Linked DNA regions of Homo sapiens: region 1 is linked to region 2. Evidence: chromatin contacts called from ENCODE Hi-C or POLR2A ChIA-PET data. All regions are on one chromosome and are shown on one strand. The core of a region is the stretch at or near the end of the contact, and the rest is flanking DNA. Distances in the headings are between cores, read along the strand shown.

Evidence for each region. Hi-C counts contacts between places; a loop is a spot of excess contacts on that map. ChIA-PET counts read pairs that join two places held with the same protein, here RNA polymerase II (POLR2A). Pooled maps may share reads with other maps.
Region 1: a loop to region 2 is called in a map of endothelial cell of hepatic sinusoid, with 5 times the contacts of the local background. The contact joins the promoter of LINC01315 here to the enhancer-like site in region 2. A Hi-C loop is called at or near these places in 7 of 168 maps with a recorded cell type or tissue (GM12878, astrocyte of the cerebellum, colonic mucosa and 4 more) and 10 of 50 pooled maps. POLR2A ChIA-PET finds 5 or more read pairs at or near these places in 9 of 52 experiments (AG04450, GM12878, H1 and 5 more).

What each region holds. Positions count from the first base shown.
Region 1 is chr22:42,367,777-42,374,031 of GRCh38, reverse strand. It overlaps LINC01315 (long intergenic non-protein coding RNA 1315), which reads left to right and starts at 4,824. Exons shown (of 2, transcript NR_120597.1): 1 at 4,824-4,974. It overlaps LOC124905126 (a long non-coding RNA gene), which reads right to left and starts at 4,540. Exons shown (of 2, transcript XR_007068114.1): 1 at 4,328-4,540; 2 at 2,206-2,570. RefSeq lists a silencer at 4,628-4,787 and enhancers at 4,495-4,789, 5,158-5,277, 5,570-6,255.
Region 2 is chr22:42,323,736-42,330,478 of GRCh38, reverse strand. It overlaps a transcript of TCF20 not described here. Among named protein-coding and RNA genes, the nearest start is that of LINC01315, 42 kb to the left of the region's middle. RefSeq lists an enhancer at 4,448-5,075. Within about 2 kb of position 4,963, at least 2 of the 41 ENCODE cell types and tissues checked have a DNase peak (open chromatin) inside an H3K27ac peak, as active enhancers do.

The sequences.
Region 1 (6,255 bases), core at 3,575-6,074, 44 kb before region 2:
TCAGGAGTTTGAGACCAGCCTGGCCAACATGGCGAAACCTGTCTCTACTAAAAATAGAAAAATTAGCTGGGTGTAGTGGTGCATGCCTGTAGTCCCAGTACTCAGGAGGCTGAGGCAGGAGAATCGCTTGAACCTGGGAGATGGCGGTTGCAATGAGCCAAGATTGCGCCATTGCACTCCAGCCTGGGCGACAGAGCAAGACTCCGTCTCAAGGAAAAAAAAAGAAAAGAAAATGAAGACACTTTCCCTCCTAGAAGAGCCTATTCTGCCTCCCAGGCTGGGCCCCTCTCTGAGAGGCTCTTCTGCCCCGAGGTCAGTGGCCCACCCTGTTTTGTGCTCCTTGGGGATGCTTCCTATGACCTCTGACCCTGGAGCTTGCCTCGGTCATGACCTCCATGCTCACCCTGACCTTGGGCCTCTTCTACGGCTCCCAGCACTGACTTCACCAGGCTGGAGTCATCTTCCAGTTGTTCAGGGGCAGGCACCAGCTCTGGGGCAGTGTGGAAGAGGAAAGTGAGGCTTGGAGGGGGGCACTGAATGCTCAAGATCACTCAGCTGGCAAGAGGCAGAGCCGCTGAATGTGTGGCCATGAGATGACCAGGGCACCCAAGCCGAAGGGCTCGTGAGGAAAGAGGCCACACTGGCTGCCCACTGCCCCTAGGTTCCAATCCCGGCACCCATCTGGGCCCACATAGAATTGGACCATTCCTGGTGGGCTTGGCTTTAGGAAAACCTGATAGCAAATTCCAAACCAATAAGAGCAAATAAATGAGGGGTGATTACCGACAATAAGAGAGGATACACTGCAGGGTGCCTCCAAATCGCATCTCCTCCAGTACGTTTTAAGTGCTTTATAGGTCATTAACTACTTGACAGAGAGAGCCTGACACTTAAAGCAAAGAATTTGGTACCTCTGCCAGGGAAAATCAATCAGAAATGAAGCTAGAGCATCAGAGGCGTTAAGATTTACTGGGTAGGCCAACGGGATTCAATTGACGCAGAATTTTAAGACCCTCTCCACTGTGTAAAGTAAGGCACACTGGTATTTGAAGCCATTTATAAATCCCAAACTAGAATTTAGAAACACTTAACCTCTCCCCTGCCATTTTTGTGTGTGTGTGGATGTTAATGAAATATTTCGAAGACATGGAAAAGTACAGAGATAAGCTTAAGCATCTAAGTCCCCCATCTGACTCTGTCAAATGAAATATTGCAGCTATGTGCAGCTATGATTGAAGCACCCACTATTTTTTTTTTTTTTTTTTTTGAGATGGAGTCTCTGTCTGTCGCCTGGGCTGGAGTGCAATGGTGCAATCTTGGCTCACTGCAACCGCAGCCTCCCAGGTTCAAGCGATTCTCTTGCCTCAGCCTCTCAAGTAGCTGGGACTACAGGTGCGTGCCACCATACCCAGCTAATTTTTGTATTTTTAGTAGAGACAGGGTTTCACCATGTTGGCCAGGCTGGTCTCGAACTCCTGAGCTCAGGTGATCCACCCACATCGGCCTCCCAGAGCGCTGGGATTACAGGTGTGAGCCACTGTGCGCAGCCAACAGGTGCACCTCTAGAAAGAGGGTGCTTCGGATGGGCACAGTGGCTCATGCCTGTGGTCCCAGCACTTTGGGAGGCTGAGGAGGGAGGATCACCTGAGGTCAGGAGCTCGAGACCAGCCTGGCCAACATAGTGAAACCCTGTCTCTACTAAAAATACAAAAATGAGCTGGGTGTGGTGGTGCATGCCTGTAGTCTCAGCTACTAGGGAGGCTGAGGCAGGAGAATTGCTTGAACCCAGGAGGCGGAGGTTGCAGTGAGCGGAGATCGTGCCACTGCACTCCAGCCTGGCAGCAGAGTGAGACTCTGTCTAAAAAAAAAAAAATTGGTGGGGCATGGGGGCATGCACCTGTAGTCCCAGCTACTTGGGAGGCTGAAGCAGGAGAATCACTTGAACCTGGGAGGTGGAGGTTGCAGTGGACCAACATTGCACTACTGCACTCTAGCCTGAGAGACAGAGCGAGACTCCGTTTCAAAAAAAAAAAAAAAGTGCACCTGTTTTTTCTTCCTGGCTTTTCAAATCCTTTCTGTCTTCTGGCTCTGCCTTGTCAGGGAGACCTAAGCTGACCACCCACCCCTGCCCAAGACATCACTCCTTCCTCTGAAATCAGAGTGCAATTACTGCCTCTTTAATTAGCTTGGCAATTAATCACCAGCTGCTTATGAAACAGCTTTTATTGTCCTTGTCCATCTTGGGATGTGGGTGGGAATGAGGACCAGGCAGGAAGAGGGAGGAGGGGCAGGCAGGCAGGGCCCTGCTCTGGCACCAGGCTGGGCAGGGTCAGCTGAAAAGGCCTGATGTCCAGAGGGTCGGCTGCCTCCCAACTCTGTTTCCACAGCTGCTAGGCACCAGGATCTGTGTAGTCCCAAGAGAACAGTGGGCAGCGACAGGGACATCCACCTTGTGCAGCCCTGGGGCCTCTGCTCTCGATGTTCCCTACTAATCAAAATGTTCTTTCCTCATTGAGCCTTGTTGAACTGTGTCCCCCAGAAAGATATATTGAAGTCCTGACCGCCGATACCTGTGAATGCAACCTGATTAGGAAATAGGGTCTTTGCAAATGTAATCTTCTTAAGATGAGGTCATACCGGATTAGGATGGGGCCTAAATCTAATGACTGATGTCCCTATAAGAAGGCCATGTGAAGACAGATGCAGGGAGCACTCATTCACCACACCACCAAGCCAGCTCCTCCTCTTCATGCCTCAATCTGGCTGCCTATGGGAGACAGGCTCTCAGCATTTTTCTAGTTGATTAACCCTTCTCTGCCCAACTCCGGGAGAAGCTTCTACACCTTCCTTTGTCAGAGGAAGCCCTCTCCCCCATCCCATCTCATACATCATCTCTCAATCAAAAGGACCTACTTGGGGGGGCATCCCAAGGACCCCCTCTCCATCAGAGAACAGCAGCCGGGAAGTCAGTCTGCTTCACGGTGCTCCCCATGACTTCCACAGGAAAATCCACCCCAAATGCCCCAAACTGTCAGAGTGGGCAATGCAGCATGGTTTGAGCAGAGTGCTTCCAACTTCCCCTGTGATGGGGGTGCAGAGGGGGGTTCAGGGGATGGATTCCCAGGAAGGGAAAGAGCCCAGCAGGTTACCAGGAATTTAACATGGAAGCAGAGGCTGTGTCATTCATACTGCCAAGCACAGTGCTGGGTATAGCATGTTCAAGCATGTTCATTTAAATGACACTTTTTTTTTTTGAGACAGAGTTTCGCTCTTATCACCCAGGCTGGAGTGCCAGTGGCATGACCTCAGCTCACTACAACCTCTGCCTCCTGGGTTCAAGTGATTCTCCTGCCCCAGCCTCCCGAGTAGCTGGGATTACAGGTGCCCACCAGCATGCTCAGCTAATTTTTGTATTTTTTAGTAGAGATGGGGTTTCATGATGTTGGCCAGGCTGGTCTCGAACTCCTGACCTCAGGTGATCCACCCACCTCGGCTTCCCAAAGTGCTGGGATTACAGGCGTGAGCCACTGTGCCCGGCCGAAGTAAGTTTTTTTGTTTTTGTTTTTGTTTTGTTTTGAGATGGAGTCTCACTCTGTCACCCAGGCTGGAATGCAGTGGTGCCATCTCGGCTTACTGCAAGCTCCGCCTCCCGGGTTCACGCCATTCTCTTGCCTCAGCTTCCCGAGTAGCTAGCTGGGACTACAGGTGCCCACCACCACGCCAGGCTAATTTTTTGTATTTTTAGTAGAGACGGGTTTTTTTTTTTTTCTGTCACCCAGGCTGGAGTGCAAGTGGTACAATCATAACACTGCAGCTTCCAACTCCTGGGCTCAAGTGATCCTCCCACCTCAGCCTCCCAAGTAGCTGGGAGTACAGGTGCACACCACCATGCCCAGAAAACTTCTTAATTTTTTTTTTGTAGAGACGGGGTTTCGCCATGTTGCCCAGGCTGGTTTCGAACTCCTGGGCGCAAGCGCTTCTCCCACCCTGGCCTCCCAAAGTGCTAGAATTATAGGCGTGAGCCACAGGACCTGGCAGTAATAACCCATCTTCTAACCTATCTTGTGCTCTAACACAACACTCTTGATAGACGGGAAACTGAGCTCTGACACTGCACAGGGCATCACTGTGTAGAGGATCCGAGATCCAGTAATGTAAGCATGTCCCAGCATCAGCTCAGCCATTCATCCCCACGTGACCGAATTTCGCTGCACCTCGGTTTCCTCATCCTCGGGAGAGAATAGTAATATCTCCTAGGGATGTTGCCAACATTAAAGATAGCTCTAAACACCTGTATGCATATTTTCCACGAATTCATTCAACTAACCGTTTTGAGCACGTACTGTGTGCTAGGCCCTGGGGAGACAGTGGTGAGCAGCACGAACCCCATGTCCCTATCTCCAGGTGCTGTTTGGTAGAGAAGGACAAGGAAATGCAGGTAGCGTTATGATAGGGACCACGGAAGCAGAGAGGAAAAGGCCGCAGAGTTCAGGAAGGTCCGAAAGAGCAGCGGCCACCGCCGGAGCGAAAAGGCAAAGAATGAAATCCACAAACCCCCACCCCTACGGCCTTAGTCCCTTCTTTGTCTCAGCCAATCAGACGTCAGCAGTGCTGGCCGACCGACCAATCAAGAGCTGGAACAGGAGCCCTAGTCTCAGGCCCGGTTTCCGCGGGGAGGGCGGCCGGAACCAGCGCGCCCCGCCCCTGCCCCGACCACGCCCCGCCCGCCCCGGTCCGGCCCCTCCCCAGACCACGCCCCGCTGCAGCCAGCTTCGCCCGCCCAGAGCCCCGTGGCCAGCGGCCGGCCGCGGGGCCTTTTTGTCCTGAGGGCCAGAGAAAGGGAGAAGGGGGTGGGGGGACAGCCACGTGGCCGCAGGAGGATTTACAACATTTTCTTTCGCCATCGATGTTATCGCAAAATGTGTGAGAGAAGCGGCTGCGCAGCCCGGACGGGAGCGTGAGGGTGCGGGCCAGGTAAGCAGCCCCGGCGGTTTCGCCGCATACGGGACTGCGGGGCGACCGCGGGCACCAGCCACGCGCAGCGGCTCCGCGGGGTCTCGGCCGGGTCCGCGCTCTGAAGGATCTCGAGAGCCATGGATGGTGCAGGCGGGACCCTCGAGCTGCAGCATCTCCGGTGACCCGGGGTTGCCGAGGAGGTGGAGACCAGCACAGGTGGTCCGGCCCGGGCGCCTCCGAATCCGGGGGTGGTCAAGACGGATCCCCAAGGCTGAGGTCGGCAGTCCCGGGGACTCGCAGCTGTTGAGCCTGTGGAGACGCGGCCCCGTGACCGAGGCACCCTTCAGCAACCCGGGGGCAGGTGAGACCGTGTAGACTTGCGCTTGCGGTTGAACCGCGAGCAGGTGTAGACGCGGGCGGGTTCTGGACGCGGAAAGTTTGCCAGAGCGCGCTGAGCGGGCTGGCGGGGAGGAAGGGTCTGGGCGTAGGCGGAGCCGCGCCTCCGAGGGGCCAGGCGCACATCTGGGGCGGGGACGGGACCCACCTGTCGGGTCTCAGCCGCATCCCAGGGCGGAAGCTCCTTGGGCGAACTCCAAACTCCAGCCTCAGCGGCTGGAATTCGGGTGCCCCCCTTCCTCGGGAGCTGGAGAAACTGCAGCTGAGGCGGGAGAGGGATTTGGGGCGACAGAGCGAGACCAAAGGGGGCTCATTTTGAGACTTTTAGACGGGATCATCAAGCGCTCACTCTGTCCCTGGCTCCGGGGAAGCCTGGGGAGTCTCCACCTCACTTGTGAGGAAGCTGAGGGACGAAGAGGCCAATTTGGCACCCGTCCCACGCTCGTAATCAGACCCAGGGACTCAAACCCCATTTGTCCTGGCTCCTCTTCTTCCACCTCCGCCTCAGTGAGGAGAAAGGGTGCTAGCCATGGGGGTAGTGCAGGTGAGACCTGGGGCTGGGATGCAGGGAAGCCCTGGATTGAGACCTTCGGATCTGCTGGGGGTGGATCCCACTCCCTCTCTGTAGCTCCAGGTGGCCCCGCAGCACTGGGTGAGAGAATGAACGCAGGAGGGAAGCTGGTGGCAGAGTACTGGGCAGGGGGTGCTAGTGCCCACCTGCTTTGTGTCCGGGGTGCTGTGCCTGGAGCGCTTCGGGTGGGGCAGCGTATTTATGCGACACTCTCTCCTCTAGGGTAAGAAAGACACCCTACCACAGTCTCTGCCACAGGGGAAGGGCAGAAGGGTTTCCCTTGGCTGGAGGAGATACCCGCATTTCTAGGGAGGTTCTTAGGGAGGCACAGC
Region 2 (6,743 bases), core at 3,714-6,213:
ATCTGAGCTCAGAACAACCAGCAGGGGAGAGACACAGAGAAGAGTGTTGCAGGCAGGAGGAACAGCGTGTACAAAGGCCCTGAGGTGGGGGGGAAGGAGCGAGGTGTTTGGAGGGATGTTGGGCACCCGGGGACACTGCAAACGTCAGTGCCTCAGGGACTTATTCCTGCCCTGTGCTCAGCAAGTTCACTGTGATGCCCTCTCATTGACCCTTTGTTATGGCCCTGGAAGGAAGGATCACTGTTTCATGCTGCAGATGAGGAAATTGAGACCCACAGCATAGAAGGCAGTGCCCTCCAGGCCTCTGCAGCCTCCAGCCTGCCTGGTGGCCCCCTGAGAGGCCCTGGCCAGGGGTTGTCTGCTCAGCTTGGAGTGGAATCTGCAGGGCCACTCAGATGGGGTGGCGGTGGGCCTGGGTCCCTGTTGAGGCCTTAAGCTCTTGCCTGATGGAGGAGGCCAAGGGAAGGGGCCCACAGGCAGCCGAGGGCCTCTGCTAGATGGCTGGGTGGGTTTCCTATTACTCTGGGCCAGGACCTACCTGTATTTGAACTTGGTGGCCCCTGGTGAGTTCATACTCCCTCCACCTCCCACTGAGCCCACAGCCATTTCGGGGGCCACACTTTCCCACTTGGCTTTGCTTGGGGATGGGGCAGGCAGGCAGGGGGAGGAAGGGGACTCGGTGGGGGGAGTGGCAAGGGAATGGGCACTGGCCTGCAGCCCCAAGAGCCTCTGGCCTCCCCCACGGCCAGCCCTGAGCTGCTTCCCGGTTTCTCTGCCACCGTCTGTGGCTAGGCCACCCTCTCAGCCCTCCTGCATCCCTGCAGTGGCCTCCTGGGTGGCGATCCAGCATGTGTCTACTATGGTCATCCTGACCCCACCTCCCCTCCCGTCTCCTTGCTTTTTCCACCCCACACCATCCATAGCTCCCTGTTACCACTGCACAAAGCCCACGTTCTGGCTCGGCATTCATGGCCTCCCAGCCTCGAGCCCCGCTTCTCTCCTCCTTGAGCCTGCTCGCCCTCCTTACTTTGCTCCTGAATATCCATGGTCTCTTCCTCCTGCAGAGGCGAGTGTGAGGCCCTGAGTCCTACGTGGTCATCTGTCCTGTGGCCATTCTCCTGGCAGGTGCGTTCAGGCTGGGCGCCAGTCTCGCCAGGTGCTCACCCCCACAGCTGGGCGGATGGAAGCAGCCCTTGGCAGCCTGTGTGCTGGGGATGAGGATGGTTTATGGCCTTGCTGCAGGAAGGGAGGAATTCCCACCGCTCTTCTGACTCCTTATCACTTCTTGGTGTGACTGCGCTGCCGCCTGCCTGAGAAGGTGCTGGCCCTGGAAGAGAATGGTTTATCAGATCCACCCGCCTCTCCCGGGCTCTTGGAGACCCCACCAGTCTCTGTCCTGGCTCAGAGGGGGAGCGGGGAAATGAAATTAACAAACAAGGGGCTGCAGAGTGAGGTGGAGGGTGCTGGGAGACCCATGTGGACAGAGCAGGCTCCAGCCGGCCTGGGCCTGGGGTCATGTGGTTCAGGCGTTTCAGGCTTCCCACACAGTGGGCAGGGAGGCACGAGGCTGGAGAGAGCACCAGGATGCTTGTGGCTTGTCCTGCCCCAGCCTGTGACTTTCACCGGGGATGCCCTTCCCTGGCTAAGACCTGGGGTGGGGGCTTTCCCCCCCGTCTGGGGCAAGCTTTAGCAAAGGGGTTTAGTGAACCAGTGAACACTGACAATCCCAAAGGGGTGCTGAGCCCTGACCGTGTGCCAGCACCTAGATTAAGCATTTCACATGTGTGATCCCTTTGACTCTACCCACAACCCTGTGACCAGGAAACGGAGGCACAGAGAGGTTAAGTGACTTGCTCAGGGCGTGGGTGAGTGGGAGGTGAGCCAGGGAGTAGGTGAGCTGGCATTTGATCCTGGGTGATCTGAAGCTAGAGCCTGGATGTGCAACCAAGAGATGAAGGTGGGAAGGGGGCTGGACAGGGGACCAGACCAGGTTCACGGGGGGCTGCGGATGGGAGCTGTGCTTGAGCCTTGTGGGACTGGGTACTGCTAGAGCCTTAGAGCTGAGCTGCCTCCACACACACCCTCAGTGGGCCTAGACCTCGGAGCCACATGCCTGGACCCTGAGGGCGCCCATCCCGTCTTGCCTCAGGGGAGCCCACAGGATGCCCCACAGGGCTGCTCATTTGCTGAAAATATGTTGCAGAGAGCTGGGCCCTGCAGAGGCTGTGTCCAGTCTGGCTGGAGCGGACACGTGGGCAGAACAGCTAGAGACGTGTGGTTCTCCCGAGTAGAGAGCAGCTCACGCCCCCTGCATGGCTGAGCCTGGGAGGGTGGGTGGAGAAGGGGCATTTGTTCAGTTGAGAGAAGACAAGCCCTGACCCAACAATAGTAATGGCAAATCAGATATTCACAGAGGTGAAAGTAACGTCGCAGCTGACATAAGGGCTGTGAAGACTGAAGGAAGTCAGGGAGGCTTCCTGGAGGAGGGGGCCCAGAGCTATGATGGGAAGGAGGTAGGAATTAAATGAGTAAGCAGGAAACAGTGTGCAAGGCTAAGAGAAAGCCTGTGCAAAGCCCCTGCGGTAGGGAGTGCTATACTTTGAGGCCGGGGAAGGCAACCTGTGTTTTTTGAGCAAGAGGATCTGAGGGCAGGGGTGTGGTGCCTGATGAGCTGGGCCCTCTGGGAGCGGTCACATGAGATGTCAGACATGGACTTTTGGATTCTGTGAATCTGGAATGTCCTTAGAGCCCCAGGCCTAGAAGTCTCAGGGTTCACAGCCCAGCTCCACCTCTTCCTCTGCATTCAGTCTCGGGTAAGGAGGGTGCCATCTCTGAGCCTCGGTTTTCTCATCTATAAAATGGGCTCACTGTCCCATCAAAGCCTGCATGTGAGGACTTATTGTGGGAATGTGTGTGAAGTGTCTGTGCGAGGTGCCCTGGCCCGAAGCTTCCGCACAGGAAATGAGTGAGCCGTGTCTCCTGTCCCATTTCCTGGGGTTCCCACTCACCCTTTGGGCCCAGCTGCAGGTTGGTGGAGAGGCCTGTGCCCTGCACCTCTGGCTTCTATCTCATTGGCAGGTTGGGGGAGGGGGAGTTCATGGCCAAGGTCAGAGGTGCCTTCCCTCAGCAGGGTTTTCTGAGGGCCATGGCAGGTGCCCACTGCTCCACCTTCTGATCCTTCAGCATGAGGCCTCTCCCCACCTGGGGATGTCTTCAGGAAGGGTTACATCTAGCACCATTCTTAGCTCCTGCGCCAAGGGCATTGCCGTGGCCCCTCTATATCAGTGCCAGCCTCCAGACTCAGCCCTGGGGTAAACCCTGGCTTAGCTCTGTGGGCACCCAGTGCCTCCGCCCCCTCCCCTCCAAGCTGGGATATAGCCCCTCGCCTCATCGTTGCCGCGAGGGTTAGAGTCTCTTGGAGAAGTGCCTGGCACACAGTCATCATTGAATACGTGATCGTTCCTCTTCTCCTTCCTGATCTGCTGCCAGATCGCGTCATGTTGTGGAAAAAGATCTGCCCTTTCCTCACTATAAAAGGCATTCCAGAAATGATTGGTAAAGGATTGAGTGAGTGGCCGCTGCAGAGCAGGGTGCTTGTGCCCAGCGCTCCGGCTCTGGAATCAGCTGGCTGTGTGGCATCGGGCAAGTGTGGCCCTCTCTGGGCTCTTCAGTTGAAGATTAGCAAGGTTGATGCTGCTCTGGTGGAGCCCCCTAAGAGGGGACATGGCAGCTCTTTGCCAATGTAAAGGTTCTGTCCAGACTACAGTTATGGTTTTACAGATGAGGAAACTGAGGCCCAGAGGGGTGATGTGCTGGCCTTGGGTGGCCTGGCTAAACGGCAGGGCTGAGCCTGTACCTGGCTCCCTGAGGCTTTGAGTCCAGGGCTCTCGCTGGTGGCCCCCATCCTTACCCAGAACCTGGCATCTGTCAGCTGGGCACAAATGCCTGCCCTAGATTGAAGAGCGGAGAGTTGGAAGCATGTCACAGGGTCTGTCCAAGGTGCTGCTGGCAGCATAGCAGGCGACGGTGCTATGTCTCATTTCTATGAGGGATTTGGTGCACGGCTCTTGGGCCCCAGCCGAGATGGGAAGGGGCATTGTCACAGGGCGGCTTCACCAGAATCAGAATCCAGGGTGACCCTGGAGAGGTTTACTGGGGAACACTCTTAATAACAACTCCTGTGGGGGGCAGAGGGTGAGGTTGGGCTGCAGTGCAATAGAAACAGAGGCCTCAGGTGATCTCACGGGCACTTGGGAGCAGGGGTGGTCCCGCTTGGTTCCAGACCAAGGCAGGGGCTCAGCCATTACATCCTGCGTTGACTGGTCAGTGGTTAGCTGTCCCCAGGAGAGGATGGCTCCTTCCTCTCCTGGGGGGAGTTGGCTCCTTCACCAAAGGGACCCTCAGCAGCTGGCACCCCTGGCAGCCAGAGAAGCCTGTATTTTGGTCTTGAAAGGGGGCCTTAGGTGGTGCACAGGCCAGATGTCCTGTGACAACAACCAGAGCAAGACAGATGCTGGTGCCTGGGAGAAACCATGTCTTACTCACCTGAGGACGGCAATAATAGCAGTACCTGTGCCTCTGAACCCTGCTAATCCTGCAAGCTAGGGCCCTGACCCCCACTTTTGACATGAGAGGCTGAACCTCAGAGAGGCGCGCTGGCTCCAGGCAAGTCGGCTGCAGAATTGGGGCTCGGAAATGCAGTGCCTTGCTCCCCACGGCCTCCACTTCCCAGCTCTGGCAGGTGATGGTTCCCTGTCCTGCGTAGCCTCAGGGTGCCGTCCTTGGGTGCGGCCCAGCTTCTACCCTGTTTTGGACTGTGAGCTCCTTGAGGGCCTCCCTTTGTCCTGCCTACCTGGGATGCCTGGCACAATGCCCAGGCCGAAGGGCTCACTACACAGACGTGGCCAGAATTGAATGAAGTCTCATGCCCTCCCCTCCCCCCGAGCTGGTGTGACTTGCCACCGTGTGCATGAGTACTGCTTGGGCTGGTGCCAGCCCTGCCTCTTGGGGGAGGAAATCAGGGTTTACTGGGCAGGAAAGGGTGGTCTTGCTGTGACAGTCACGTGGGCCTGGCCCCAAGGGCCCCACCTGTTGAGGTGAGGAGTGGCTGAGTGGGGGCCACCGGGCAGAGGCACTTTTCCTGGAGGTTTTGCCTCTCAGAGCCAGCCTGGGAGTGGCTGCTGCTGCCCTGGGCTTCCCAGGGAGGAACATTTCCTTGCCTGGCCCCGCCCAGAACATCCAGGGGAGCACAGAGGTGGTGGCTCCAGCACCATAGAGTATCCGAGTGCCCAGTCGGGAGGAGGCCCAGAGGAGCAGAGCTCTGGTTAGGGGGGCGCTGGCCCAGAAGCCTGAGCACGGAGAGGCATCTGTAGTTGGGGCTGCCGGCAGAGAGCTCAGCATCCTCCCACCCGCCCATGCGGTTTCCTGAGTCCCAGCAGGGTGGGAAGACAAAGAGGGAGCATCCGGGTCTGCACTCTCAGGCACCAGGCTAGGGCCAAGGGGAGAACCCAGTTTTGGGATGAGGCATCCGAGCCTGGCTTCTTCTGGCCTCTCTTCATCCCCAGACCTGAGGCAGGCCATATTCCCCATGTGCCTTGTATTCCCTCAGGGCCTCTGGGTCCTCACCTGCAAGATGGAGATAATAAGACTCCCCAGGCTGCTGGGAGATTGCATGAGACAGTGGCTGTAAAAGGACATTAGCAAACCACACGATTCAGAACAAATGGTGGAGGTTATTTTCTCAGATGGTGGAGATTATTTTCTCAGATGGTGGAGATTATTTTTTCTCAAATGGTGGAGATTATTTTCTTAAATGATGGAGATTATTTTTTCTCGAATGGTGGAGATTATTTTCTCGGATGGTGGAGATTATCTTCTCGGATGGTGGAAATTATTTTCTCCAATGGTGGAGATTATTTTCTCAAATGGTGGAGATTATTTTCTCGGTTGGTGGAGATTATTTTATCGGATGGTGGAGATTATTTTCTCAGATGGTGGAGATTATTTTCTGGAATGGTGGAGATTATTTTCTCAGATGGTGGAGATTATTTTCTGGAATGGTGGAGGTTATTTTCTTCTATCACTACTTCTGTTTGTCTCCCAGTTTCCATTTCTCTCAAGTCTTATCAGGCCTAGTGAAATTAATTAATGTTTACCTTTTACCCTCACTGGTTTATTCGTCTCTCCTCCCTCCCACACCCTCTTTCCTTTGTTCCCTTCCCCTTCCAATAATAATGGCCACCACCATCACCACCATCATCACCACCTCCACCATAACCTCCACCACCACCACCATAACCTCCATCACCACCACCATCACCATAACCTCTATCACCACCACCACCACCACCACCATAACCACCACCACCACCACCACCATAACCTCCATCACCACCACCACCACCACCATAACCTCCATCACCACCACCACCACCACCATAACCTCCATCACCACCACCACCACCATAACCTCCGCCACCACCTCCACCACCATAACCTCCACCACCACCATCACCACCACCACCATAACCTCCATCACCACCACCACCACCATAACCTCCATCACCACCACCACCTCCACCACCATAACCTCCATCACCACCACCACCACCACCACCATAACCTCCATCACCACTACCACCACCGCGACCACCGCAACAGCTCACTCTCCCATTTAATCCTCACAGCCTTGGAAAGTAGGTACAGTTGTCATCCCCGTTTTACAGATGAGGAAGCAGAGGCTT